Linked DNA regions of Homo sapiens: region 1 is linked to region 2. A link is a contact called in ENCODE Hi-C or POLR2A ChIA-PET data. All regions are on one chromosome and are shown on one strand. Each heading gives the region's core, a stretch centred on a gene start or an enhancer-like site at or near the end of the contact. The rest is flanking DNA. Distances are from core to core; before and after follow the strand shown. Region 1 overlaps SLCO3A1 (solute carrier organic anion transporter family member 3A1). Region 2 overlaps SLCO3A1 (solute carrier organic anion transporter family member 3A1).

What was found. Hi-C counts contacts between places; a loop is a spot of excess contacts on that map. ChIA-PET counts read pairs that join two places held with the same protein, here RNA polymerase II (POLR2A). Pooled maps may share reads with other maps.
Region 1: a loop to region 2 is called in a pooled map, with 2.3 times the contacts of the local background. The contact joins two enhancer-like sites. A Hi-C loop is called at or near these places in 1 of 168 maps with a recorded cell type or tissue (aorta), 1 of 37 single-sample maps with no recorded cell type and 1 of 50 pooled maps. POLR2A ChIA-PET finds 5 or more read pairs at or near these places in 2 of 52 experiments (activated T-cell and naive thymus-derived CD4-positive, alpha-beta T cell).

What each region holds. Positions count from the first base shown.
Region 1 is chr15:92,067,878-92,074,074 of GRCh38, reverse strand. The region is part of intron 2 of SLCO3A1 (solute carrier organic anion transporter family member 3A1); the gene reads right to left. Among named protein-coding and RNA genes, the nearest start is that of SLCO3A1, 220 kb to the right of the region's middle. Within about 2 kb of position 4,339, at least 11 of the 41 ENCODE cell types and tissues checked have a DNase peak (open chromatin) inside an H3K27ac peak, as active enhancers do.
Region 2 is chr15:91,916,480-91,923,182 of GRCh38, reverse strand. The region is part of intron 2 of SLCO3A1 (solute carrier organic anion transporter family member 3A1); the gene reads right to left. Among named protein-coding and RNA genes, the nearest start is that of SLCO3A1, 66 kb to the right of the region's middle. Within about 2 kb of position 3,747, at least 6 of the 41 ENCODE cell types and tissues checked have a DNase peak (open chromatin) inside an H3K27ac peak, as active enhancers do.

The DNA.
Region 1 (6,197 bases), core at 3,090-5,589, 150 kb before region 2:
CTCAGCCTCCCAAGTAGCTGGGATTACAGGTGCCTGACACCATGCCCAGCTAATTTTTTGTACTTTTAGTAGAGACGGGGGTTTCACCATGTTGGCCAGGTTGGTCTTAAACTCCTGACCTCAGGTGATCCACCTGCCTTGGCCTCCCAAAGTGCTGGGATTACAGGCGTGAGCCACGGTGCCTGACCTCGAGCATAGGTTCTCTTAAAGCAGTGGTTCTTAACCAGTGGCAACTTTGCCCGCCAGGGAACACTGAGCCATGTCTGAAGACAGTTTTGCTTGTCACAATGGGCTGGGGTTGCTGCTGGCATCTGGTGAGTAAAGGCCAAAAATGCCACTGAACCTGCAATGCACAGGGCAGTCTCCACAACAAATAATTATCCGTTCTAAAATGTCACTAGATGAGATGGAGTTGAGAAACTACTCAAAAGCCACCGAAGTGCAATTGATCTCAAAGCCTTGCTTGGCACACAGTCCACTTGTGGTGTAAGCAGGAAAGGATGTGGGGAGCTCACTGGGATCTGTTTAATATGGCTTGTCATTTGGTACTTAGAATTGAATAGGCTTGAAGAATGCTCTCTTTTCTGCCAAAGGAAAAGATGAAAACCTGAACCCTACAATTCTAGAGCTCTTGGCTTTCTTTGAAAGCCAGAATTAACTTTCTTGTCCACTGGTTCAGGAACCAACCCTTCTGTGAAGTCAGAAGTGTTTCCATAACATCTCAACACCTTTTCCACGGGGTAGAATGTCGTGGGATGAGGATAGAGTAAACTCATGCTACCGAGCCCTGGAAATGACCCAAGAACTAAGGATCTCATTTAGACTCTATGTCAACACTGTAGCGTAGACCTGAATATCTCATTTTTCACAGATGATGAAACCGAGAGGCCAAGTGGTCTTGTGGAAACTCCAGGCCCATTTCCCAGCGTAGGCCTTTGACTCCCAAGTCTCCCAAGCTCTCTCTGCTAAAACTCTGGTTTTCAAATTTGGATCCTTGGTGCATGGCTTACCGGGCAAAGGATGGGGGAAAGGGGTGGGATCTGAATGTGTGGAGGTCAAGGTCCTGACAATGTGATAATGATATAAGCAGAGCTCTCCCCTTTCTCTCTTCTGCCCCGTGTAAGGTTTTTGTACTGGGTTGAATGACGATCCTCAAAAAAAATATGTCTATGTCCTGGAACCTGTGAATGAGACCTTATTTGGAAAAAGGGTCTTTGCAGATGTAATTAAGTTAAGGATCTTGAGATGAGATCATCCTGGGCTACCTTAGTGGGCCCATAAATCCAAGTGTCCTTATAATAGACACACAGAAAAGAGAGAAGGGGAGCAGAGGATGCCAGTAAAGCCACAGACATGAGTTACACAGTCACAGACCAAGGAACGCCTGGATCTATCAGAAGCTGGAAAGGCAAGGAAGGATTCTCCCCTGGCTTCTGGAGGGAGCACAGGTCTGCTTGATTTCAGATTTATGGTGTTTAGAACCATAAGATAATAAGCTTGTGTTGTTCTAAGTCACCAAGTTTGTGGACAAAAATACAGTTTTTGCGTAAAGTTGTTGCATAGTCTCAGAAAACCAATCTTTTGTTTAAAGAAAAACAGGCCCATTGCCAAAATTTGAAAACCACTACCCCTGGTGGGTCATCTCTCTCAGATCTTGTATTCACTTAAGTCCAGAGCACAGACACAGAAAATAAATGTTAAAGAAAGGCTGAGTTCAGTTGGTTATAATGAGCCGACAACAACAACCACCAAAAAAGAAAAAGAAAAAGAAAAAGAAAACAAAGGTTGAGTAAATAATGGCTTGAGGCTGGGTTGGGCCAAATCTCCTTTTAAACACACAATGCATTAGCCAGTGAGGAAAAAAAAAAAAAACCAAAAAAAAGAATGGTGGTTACGCTTATCAGGCTTCGCATTTTTAATTTCTTCCAAAAGGCCTCCATTTTGCACCATCCAAATCCCTTGAAACCTATGAACTAACTGGAAAGCTATTGGAATCCAGGAGGGAAAACGCACAGTGCAAGTGTTGCCTTTGCTATCCAGGCATCTCACACAAAGTGCGTCATAGGGAAGAACCGATTTGTGCCATTAATTGTACCCTTGGTGACAGCTGAAAAAAGGACCCTGGTTGAGAGGCCTCCTTAGGTTCTAGTGCAAGTTACACAGTAGAAGGAACAAGAGCTCATCACGCCCAGGCCCCCAGATTACGACTAAGACACATCCAGTGTGGTCTGCCTGCCAGGAACAACTGCAAACACAGACACAGCCGCCTGTGATCAGTCTTTGGATTCCATCCAGTCCTCCCTTCAAGGTGGGGATGCAGAGAGCCCAAGAGATGAAAGGACATATCCCCAGGTGTCACGACTGAAGAACTGGGGCCAGAGGAGAGGCCACGGCCCACCCCAGACTCTGCTGCTCTGCCAGTGGCCTGCGTTCCCTCCTACACTGCCGGGCCAGTGTTGTCCATCAGGAAGAGTGCTCTGTGCCACCAATCACTTTGTAAAATCTAGTGCTGGCGGACAATTATTCCGAGATGGGTGACACTTAGCTTCAAATGACTCCATTTCTGACGTGTGTTTTTTCCCCTGAACATATATTTTTTAAAAGGCAAAAAGGGAAGTGACTACAGCTTTCATTTCATCTGTTTCCAAGTCCAAACTACAGCCCAGCATGCAGAGCCCTCCACACTGTCCTGTGTCTTCATTTGCCTTGCTCGCTGCCAAATGCGAGGATGGTGTGCTGGTGTGCTCTCTGAATGCTTGCCCTGCAGACAGTGGGCCTCTCCAGGCTTGGGCAACCTGTCTTCATCCTCACGCTCCCTGGCAGGCACCGGCCTCGCATGCATGCAGCACCCAACCGCTCCTCAACCATCTCAGGTCACGTGCCCCCAGGAGGGTATTTCCAACGTCCTGGCCAAAGTTCCTGCTCACTCTCTAGTCCTCCAGCCAGGGAGAGTCCTGCTTCTTTCAGTGGTTGTACTTAACAAATTCCCAGAAAAGGGGGCAAAAGAGCTATGCCCCTTTAATCCTGGCTTTCTCTTTTTCCCTCTCATATGATTGCTTTTCTGTGTTCCTTGTGCCTCATATATATTGCTGATCTCAATTACTGACTTTAAAAGAGGGATGTGTATATATATATTTAATTGTGATAAAATGTCCATAACATAAAATTTACCATCTTAACCATTTTTAAGTATATAGTTCAGTATACCTAAAATATCTAACAGATGTTTTTAAATGGTGGAAATTCAAATTTAAAAGTAGAGAGAATAGACTAGAAGAATGAAGGCACAGATACCTCTCACTAGTCACAACCATCATCAACTCACAGTCAGGGTTCCATCTCTGCCCCCTCCCACTCCTCCATCCTTATGTTAAAGCAAATCCCGAATATCATTTCCTCCATAACTCTGTCTCAAAAAAAAAAAAAAAAAAAGTCTAGAGTGTTGCTCTGTCACCCAGACTGGAGTGTAGTGGCCTGATCTTGGGTCACTGCAACCTCCACCTCCTGGGGTTCAAGCAATTCTCCTGCCTCAGCCTCCTGAGTAGCTGGGATTACAGGCATGCGTCATCCCACCTGGCTAATTTTTGTATTATTAGTAGAGATGGGGTTTCCCCATGTGGGCCAGGCTGGTCTCGAGTTCCTAACCTCAGGTGATCTGCCCACCTTGGCCTCCCAAAGTGCTGCGATTACAGGCGTAAGCCACCGCACCCGACCCTCCGTAATTATTTCAAGACATGTTTTTGAAAGATGAAAACAAAGCTACAATGCTATTATCCTGTCCCCAACATTTAGCAATAATTGTACAAGGCTGTTTAACTTTCGAAGTCCCTTCACATGCCTGAACTCCTTTACCCTCCAAACAATGGTACGAGGTGCCATCAAACCCATTTTGAAAGCCAGGAAACTTCGAGATGCTCAGAGAGCGTGAGTGATTTCTTAAGGCCCTGGATATTTCAATTTAGGCTCACGTTTTCTTTCCACCCTGCCTCCGCCTCTTTGGGAGAATGACTTGCTTGAAGCAGTCGGTTCTGAACGAGCCTGATGCCAACGCAACAGAATAGAGTCTTCATCGTGCTCGACCTAATTCGGGTAGCCTACCAGTTTGGCTTCTTTAAACATTTTCACTTTCTTATTATAAAAGTATAAAAGTTACTGCAGCAAGTCATCTTAACTATTTCCCGTTTTATTTTTAATCTTTTGTGGGGAGAGGCAAGAAAGGAACCAGGAAGTTATGTCGCCTGGGTGGGTTCTCAGCCACAGCTCCCGGGGAGGGCTTTCCCCAGTGATTCACTTCGTGACTCATTCATCATTTTCCCCAGCAGAGCTCGAGTGAGGGATGGGAGTGTTCAGATGAGAGGGAAGGGCAAGTGCAAAGGAATACTCAATGCTGAAGGTTGCCTCCTCCCCCAGCAGGTCCAGCTCTCATTCTGGGATCCCTCTGCCCCCAAGGTCCTGGTAACCTGTAGACGGGCAGGGATTTTGACAGAGCTGGAAGCAAGAGGCAGGACTGGATCACACAAGCCAGGTTTAGGTCACCTGGAGTGACACCTCCCTTGCGTAGTGAATGCAAAGACTGCCTTCTTTCTCTGGCTGTTTGCTACCAACATAAGTCCTTGCAGAAGCAGGTCACTGCATGAAGGGCATGACCTTTCAGTGAGAACTACCAAGTCTTGGCCCCTGTACATAAAATATTTTATTTAATTCTCGTAACTCCTATCACACTGCACTGAAATTATCTGCGTATCTATCTGGATTGGTCTGTTAGATCAGGGTTCCTCAACCTCAGCACTACTGACATGACAAAGTGAGTAATTCCTGGCATGGGGCTGTTCTGGGCATTGTAGGATGTTCAGCAGCATCCCAGGCACCTGCCTGTTAGATCCTGGTAGCACCCTCTATCTCCCATCATGACAACCAAAATTATCTCCAGCTATTGGCAAATGTCCCCTGGGGGGAGTGGGGGGTGGCGGGGGGGGGGCGGGGGGAGCCCTTGAATGAGAAGCACTGATTTGGAGCATGGAGTTATTGAGGGGAAGAACCTCGGTCTTATTTCTCTTTGTCTCCCTATCGCCCAGCACAGTGCCTAGCACAGAGTAGGAATCTCCAAATATTCATGAATCTCTAGGAATCATCACCGTGTGAAGGAGTTGTGTGACCCAGCGTGTTACAGGTGGGGCGAATGAGGCACAGAGAGGTTCTGAATGTCCAGTGTCACACAGCTGTGAGTGACAGGGCAGGTGAGTCCAAAGCCTGCGTGAGTGGTGGGAGCTAGCAGGTAGCTCAAAAGAGGAGCTTCACTTGGGATCTTTCTGCTTTCTAGTTCTGGCCACCAAAGGGATGAGGCTGTTAACACCATTCGGACAGAACATTCCAAATGCCTGCAGCTGTTAATTAATAAGGAGCATGTTCAGAGGCTTGCTTTAGTATGAGGCCTCTGTGCTGTCTTGATCAAAGTGACTGGAGCGTTGTGGCCCCAGCAAGCATGAGAAGAGCAGGGTTAATTTTTAAAAATTTCTCTAGAAACTTAAACTTGAGAGTAAATGATGAATGATAATTATTTGAACCAGGTTTGCAATATGAAGTGGCCAGAGGAAGCTCATGCATCCCAGTGTGGTTGGGCTATGAATGAATTTAGTTATAGCGCTGAAACGCTGTCTTAATTAGGTTTGGATTCTGCTTCCCTTTTCTGAAGAGGAAAGTAGAACAGAGTAAACCATCTGATTCATCTCTGAAAGTGGGAGTAAGGTGGGGGTGGGGGAATGGACTCACGTGGTTTGCAATCTGAGAGCTAATTTGCTGAGCAGAAAAGTCTAATTTCTAACTCTATCACAGCTAAGTTTTCCTTCAAAACATGCTAATTATGAAAGACACAAATAGCTTCGTGCCGCTCTATCACGCCTGCACCATCTGATTTCGCTTGGCAGTATTATTAGGAGGTAGCCTGGCCAAGTACTGCTATGGTCTGAACGTTTGTGCACTCTTACTTGCCAAATTCATGTTGAAATCCTAATACCCAGGGTAATGGTATCAAGAGGTGGGGTCCTTGCGAGGTGATCAGGTCATGAGGGTGAAGCCCTCATGAATAGGGTGAGTGCCCTTAAAAAAGAGGCTCCAGGGAGCTGCCTCACCCCTTCCCGCAGAAGAGGACACAGTAAGAAGGTGGCCGTCTATGAATCAAGAAGCTGATCCTCACGAGA
Region 2 (6,703 bases), core at 2,498-4,997:
TGACGTTCATGGAAAGCCTGGCCAGGTAGACCAGACCATTTTACTGAAAAGGCAAAAGTCTCAGGGCAATTGGAAACTCATCCAAAACCCAGGAGTCGTGGAGGGGCCAGGATTTCAATTTCAAGACTGTTGGGCTCCAGAGCCCACAGAGTCTTGTCCAAAGGTCACCCAGGCAGCAGGCACAGCGGTGATGCCATGAACCACAGGGCATGAGTTATGAGTGGCTGCGAATGAATGAGAAACACCTATCAGCCCAGGCAATATGGAAGCACCAGGTAAGAGCCACAGGCTGTTTCCTAGCAGGCTGCTACAAACACACTGAAAATGGCATGCGACCAGCAGCTGGGGAGAGGGAATGGAATATGGCCAAAACAAACTGACCACTTTTATAGTGCCATTTATTTTAGAAAAAGAAATTAACGAAGGAAACTTCAATATCAATGAAGTTGCAAGAATATAATGAGCAATGCTTGCTCCCACGAGAGATGGCTTTTTAATTATTTTTTCAGATGAACTTCAGTCACAGTATATTTGATCCATACCCAATCCACGTTCTTTGGAGAGTTAAAACACATTTTACCCAATGTCAAGTTAAAATAAAAACTCATCAGAGGCAAATAACTCTTTGCTCCCAGGGCTCTGAAAGGAAATTTGGTTCTCTTTGGTTGCTGGCCAGTATTCGGGGGCCCTTCGTACTAATCAAACACTTGGCAGATGAAATCTGAGAATTATTCTCTTTGCATTATTAACGGAAACACAGAGGGCTGCACTGGGGTTCAGGATAAGTGATAAACAAAGAAAACGTGACACATTTTTGTGTCTAATACGTGTGCCTCCTGAGTTAGAGCACTTGTTCTGTGTATTCAGGCAAACAGCAAAGCCTCCCTTCTCAAAGAACCCCTTTCCGCTGGCCAGCTCCCATTCTCTCCAGAACATCCATCCTCAGGAGAATCTGCCAGCCTGTCTCTGTGCCGTGTGTGTGTGTGCGTGCACGCGCGTGTGTCTGCCTAACACACACAACTCAAAATTATCTGGTTTCATCTTGATCCCAATCTGCATTCTTAAAACTGCATCATCCACATTTGATACAATTGCACAGAACTATACACAGACACACAAATGAGCACATATAAAACTGGAGAAATCTTGGCCGGGCGCAGTGGCTCATGCCTGTAATTCCAGCACTCTGGGAGGCCGAGGCAGGCGGAGCACTTGAGGTCAGGAGTTCGAGAGCAGCCTGGACAACATGACGAAACCCTGTCTTTACTAAAAATACAAAAAAAAAAGTAACCGGGTGTGGTGGCAGGCACCTATAATCTCAGCTACTCGGGAGGATGAGGCACGAGAATCACTTGAACCCAGGAGGCAGAGGCAGCAGTGAGCCAAGATGGCGCCACTGTGCTCCAGCCTGGGTGACAGAGTGAGACTTCATGTCAAAAAAGAATAAAAAAAAAAAAAAGAGAAATCTGAATAAATTTTATGGATCACAGCAATGTTAACTTCCTGGTTTTGCTACTGTGTGATAGTTACCATGACATCAACAGCAGGGGAAACAGGAAGAAGGATACAGGGGACTTTCCTGTATTTTGCCACAACTTGTGATTCTGTAATTTTTAAAAGTTATTTAAAAAAAAAACTATATCATCAATTCCTCAAGTACTTAGAGAGAAAAATTACAATACAGCTCCTTACCGAAAACTTTTGGCAAAGAGGCAGGAGTGTAGTCTTGGTTTGGTACTAATCTCTTTGGTGTCTGTTATGGGCTGAATAGTGTTCCTTCCCCCAGATTCATATATTGAAGCCCTAACCCCCAGTACATCAGCATGTGACTGACTATATTTGGAGATAGATCCTTTAAAGAGGCAATTAAGGTTAAATGAGCTAATATGGGTGGGTTTAAACCAATGTGACTGGCGACCTTGTAAGAGGAGTAAATTGGATACACAGAGAGACCAGGGATGTGTATGCAGAGGGAAGACCACGTGAGGACACAGGTAGAAGGCAACCATCTGAAATTCAAGGAATGAGACCTCAGAGGACGCCAACCCTGTGGCACCTTAATCTTAGACTTCCAGCCTCTAAAACTATAAGAAAATATCCTTCTGTCATTTAAGCCTCCCAGTCTGTGGTGTTTGCTTAGGGCAGCCCTAGCAAACTAATACAACGCCATATCCCACATCCCCCATTCATCTGGTTTTGTCCTCTGGTAATGAGCTCCCCAGCCCTTGGCATCCCTCTTAAGAAGGAAGTATGGTAGGAAATCCATCAAGCATGGAGCAAAGGTCTTAGCTCCGAAGAGCTAACTAAGCTTTAGATACCATCCGCCTACCCATGAAAGGTTAGTGCTCAACTATTTGGGGAGCCATCAAAATATGGAAGAGGGATAGGGATTATTCATGGTAGATCCAGAGGGCATAACCAGAACCCAGGGTATGGGAAGTTGTAAGGTGGCCTATTTCTAACACAACACTTAAAAAAACCTCCTAGTGGTTACTGCGGTTCAAAAAACAGAATGAATGGCATGTGAAGGTATGGCGCCCACACTGCTGGAAAGAGCTGAGCGAAAGATGCAACAGATCAGTTGCTCCTGCCCCAGATGTCTAAGGTCTGATTTGCAGCCATCTCAGCTCAAAGCACTATGAAACAGGGGTGCAACCTCTTTACAGAACTCAGACCTGAACCGTTAGCTAGGACCACCTTCCTCTCTCTCCATCCTACCTCCAATACTCCATTCTGGCTCTGACACTCATTCTCCATTTCAGCAGCACCTCTCTCCTTGGACTCCAGACACACTGCTGTCTTCCCACCTTCCTGGCTCCTGCTGCAATTTGTATGCCCAGGAGGCTTCGGGCTGTCTCGTGGAATGCCCTGGCTTGCACCTGACTCCCTGGACCGTGCACCACCCTTGAGCTCCCATCCCAGCCTCGTGAGCAGATCCCAGACATACCTGAAATAAGCATCACTTTCAGACCCACAGCCCAGCCCTATCCAGGTAAATGAGCTTGGGTAAGTTACTCAACCTCTCGGAATCACAGTTTACCTATCTGCTTTGTTTAAAACAGCAAATATTTTAAAAATCCATGTCCAACTATAGAAAGTATTAAATATTGTCGTATATATTCAGAAGGGATTATATATGCAGCAATGTCATAGAATAGTAACAAACAAATGCTCATGAAATAGTAAGAGAAATGAAATTACACAAAACATCATTTATCTTGAACACATTTTCATAGAAAAGCATGCTAATGCAGAAGAGAGAATAGAATTGTGTACACCATAAAGCTACAATATTCTCTAATTATTCTTTTTCTACATATTCAAAATTGTAAACGGTGAACATGTAATGCTTTTTAACTAGGAATAAAGTTATTGAGAAATCTTTAGTACTCCCATTTCACCTTTTCCTCCTTGAAAAAAAAAAGGGGGGCAACCTAATGAAAGGGCACAGTAAGCCCATTCCATCATCCTACTTACACTTTCATAAAAAGCAAATACGACTTGTGTTCTGAACTTAGAGAAACAGAAGGACAGCTAAGAAAACTGGGCTAATGGAAGATCACAACATGGAGCTAGAGGCATGACTAGACTCCCAAAGAATGGATTCTCCGACCTCAGTAGGGGCCCAGTGGTCTCCACTGCCACTGCGCCCATGTAGTCACTCTAGGAACAAAGAGTGCCACGTGCCACCCACGGGTCACCGTCTGGCTGCACTGTGAGTCCGGGTGCCGCATGATGCCGCAGTGAAAGCCTGCCAGCAGAGCCGAGTCCCCATTCATCCAGTTTTGTCCCCTGGTAATGAGCTCCCTTGGCTCCCTCCCACACTGGAAAGGACGGGCTGAAGAATGGTGCCAGCCAGAGGAGCCCCTTGTGAATAGCCCATCCAGGAATCCAGGAATCTGGCAGCGGCTCAGCCACAAGAGGCCAAAGCAAGTAAGTCATTTCAGTGGAAAATATCGGCTTGATTCAAGATGGAATGCTTCACTTTGCCCTGGGTTGTAGTGGAAGCTACGACACGGCCACCGATGTACAAACAGCACCCATCTAGTGACCCACAATGCGGGTGACCCGGGGCAGGTGTCATCACCACTGATCTGCAGCCTGAGCTGTGCATGTTGATCATTCTGTTCCCTGCTGACACCCAAAGGGAAGGCTCAGCTCAAGAACAAGCTGGTGTTTTACACATGCCATATTTAGAATCCTTTCAATCTCCACTATAGTGTCACGATTTAGGCATATGACCAGACAATTGGTTGTGGGCCCCTCTCTAGACCAACTCTGCAGGAGCTGGAACCAGGGGTACACATGTTATTCCTCCCCGATGGATATACAGTTACACCTACAGTCCCAGCATCAGTCCCTTGAGACTTTCCTCCTCTTCAGGGAGTTAAGAGGCCAGAATTTTATATCAATCCTGTTCAGTGGGCTACCCCAAATACTGTGAAGTAAAGTTAAGTGGCTTCAGGAACTAGTGCCATATTAGAGGAGATAAACTCTGAAATATTCTCACTACCACAAACACTTTTTTTATAGCTCATACAATAAATAAATGAACCAGTTATACTCTGCATATGCTATGATCTTAAATTATACCTGGAGAATAAACCACATATGGAATAAAAGGCCCCCTATTGAGGCCAATCTATGCAAAAGACTTGTCCTCTCCTGATCCCGATAAACACAAACCCATGTAAACCAGTGCAGAGAAACCCAGAACTATCATCTCCATGGCATGGGCTACGATGTTTTGGAATCTGGCCATATGTAACAGAGCCACCAAGATGTTCGTATGTCATGCAAAGAGACACTCCCCCAACTCAGACTTATCACAGAGGAATGGGGTGACCAAATAGAAATTTGGCTGAATAGTTCTTCCTACCAAAGACTCAATGCAAATCCCACAGACAAGGCCTCAGAATTCAAGAAGGCCTTCTGCCTCAAATGATCAGCCCTACTGTCCACGCCTCCACCTCCCACACCCCCATGTCCCAAACCAAAGTGCTTCCTCACCATAAAGCTTTTGGCACATTCAAACCAACCCTCACCCAGTGTGGGGAAACAGCACAGCTTAACTCATCAGGAGACACTTCCAGAAGAGGGTTCAGTGACTACGGCTGGAAGCCCCAGGCAGAAGTGATACAGCACTGTTAGGACTTCAGGGGTGACTCTGGGGAGAAATTTTTCTACTTGATTCTATCAGCAGAGACAACAATTCAGGTTTTCACTCCCCATTTCATTCCCTGTGCTCTGATTGATCTACTTCCTGTTATTCCTACCAGAAAACAACTCTCCCAGAGCCCTAGGGTGACATCAGTCAAGTCAGAGGGTGGACCTCAGGAGACCTTTGTGGCTACATGCTGTAGTCCATGATCTGGTGTGCAAAAAACTCACGTGGAGCGGCTTTCACTCAAGACTTAAGGCAATGAAAGAAAAATGATTACCTTAGTTTCCCTTCCTCCACCATAACCACTCTCAGGTAATAATGGAAACCCCTAACCATCTCTGGCCTGAGCCGTTTTCTCTTCCCCTTTGTTCCATAGGTAGCTGGTGACTAGGCTCACTGGTGCTCCATCCTCTGAATGGAGAGGCGCATTCCTTCCATCTTTCCTGCCCAGAGCCTGCTCACAGCCAGCCAGAACATCCGCGTGCAACATCCGTGTTCAGTAAACGCGTCTACTCCAAAGCTGGGCCAGAAAGACACAGAGAAAAATCTGCATTTCGGTGTGTCCTGCTTCCAAACCATCCTATCTCAGCAAGCTTGAAGCCTGGCAGATAGGAACCTTTATGTCAAATCCAGTTCAAATTCTATTTTCACTTAAAACTCCATAATATAATTAACTTTCTACCTCAAGGCACATTGCTTTTGGGAGGCATAAAGCTTCCCTGGGTAGAGGTAATGTTTTCAAAGCTTAGCACTCAGTGACTGGGGATGTCAGAAAAATCCAGCAGCTGGCAGGAGACAGAATTATACTTTGTAAACAAGGGATAGAGATGCGGGGCTGGCCAGCCCTCACCTTGCACGCTGCCATCCAACAGAGCCCACCGCAGCCACTGAAAACACTGCCCGCCACGTAATAAACAACTTGCCACTCAGATGATTCTTAACCCCCACGCACAAGTGGTTTCCATCCTTCCAGTATAAAACATCAGAAACTCTGACCGTGAAAAATAACTTTTCAAAACACAAATACCTTATTTCTCTCTACATACCCAATTCCCATGCATACTTCCATTATTGAAAAAATTACCGGAAGTCACCAACTTCGAATGATGCCAAATGCTGGCAAAGCCATCACCTCTCCTTTTGAGCTGCAACAGGACAATGACCAGGACATCATTCTGATTCTTCAAAGCTGGAGTTTCCAATGTGTAGACCCCAAGTATACCTTGGTGGCTAATATCAGAAAGCCCAAAGTCCACATACGCACTCAAAAAGAAGAGATAAACATACAACTCCTCCCGATCATGTTTTCCCACTGAAGCGGTGTTAGTGGTCTAGCCCCGTGGAGCTCAAATTCGGCCGCTCACAAGAATCACCTGGGAACTTTTAAAAACGTCTCAATGCCCAGGTTGCACCCCCAGGCATGAGTATTTTTCAAGAACACTAGGTGTGCAGCCAAGTCTGAGAACCAGTACTCTGGCAAAATCAAAGTCCACCAGGCCACCTTTTATCCATGGTCAACACACCCTGGTCTCTTGCTAA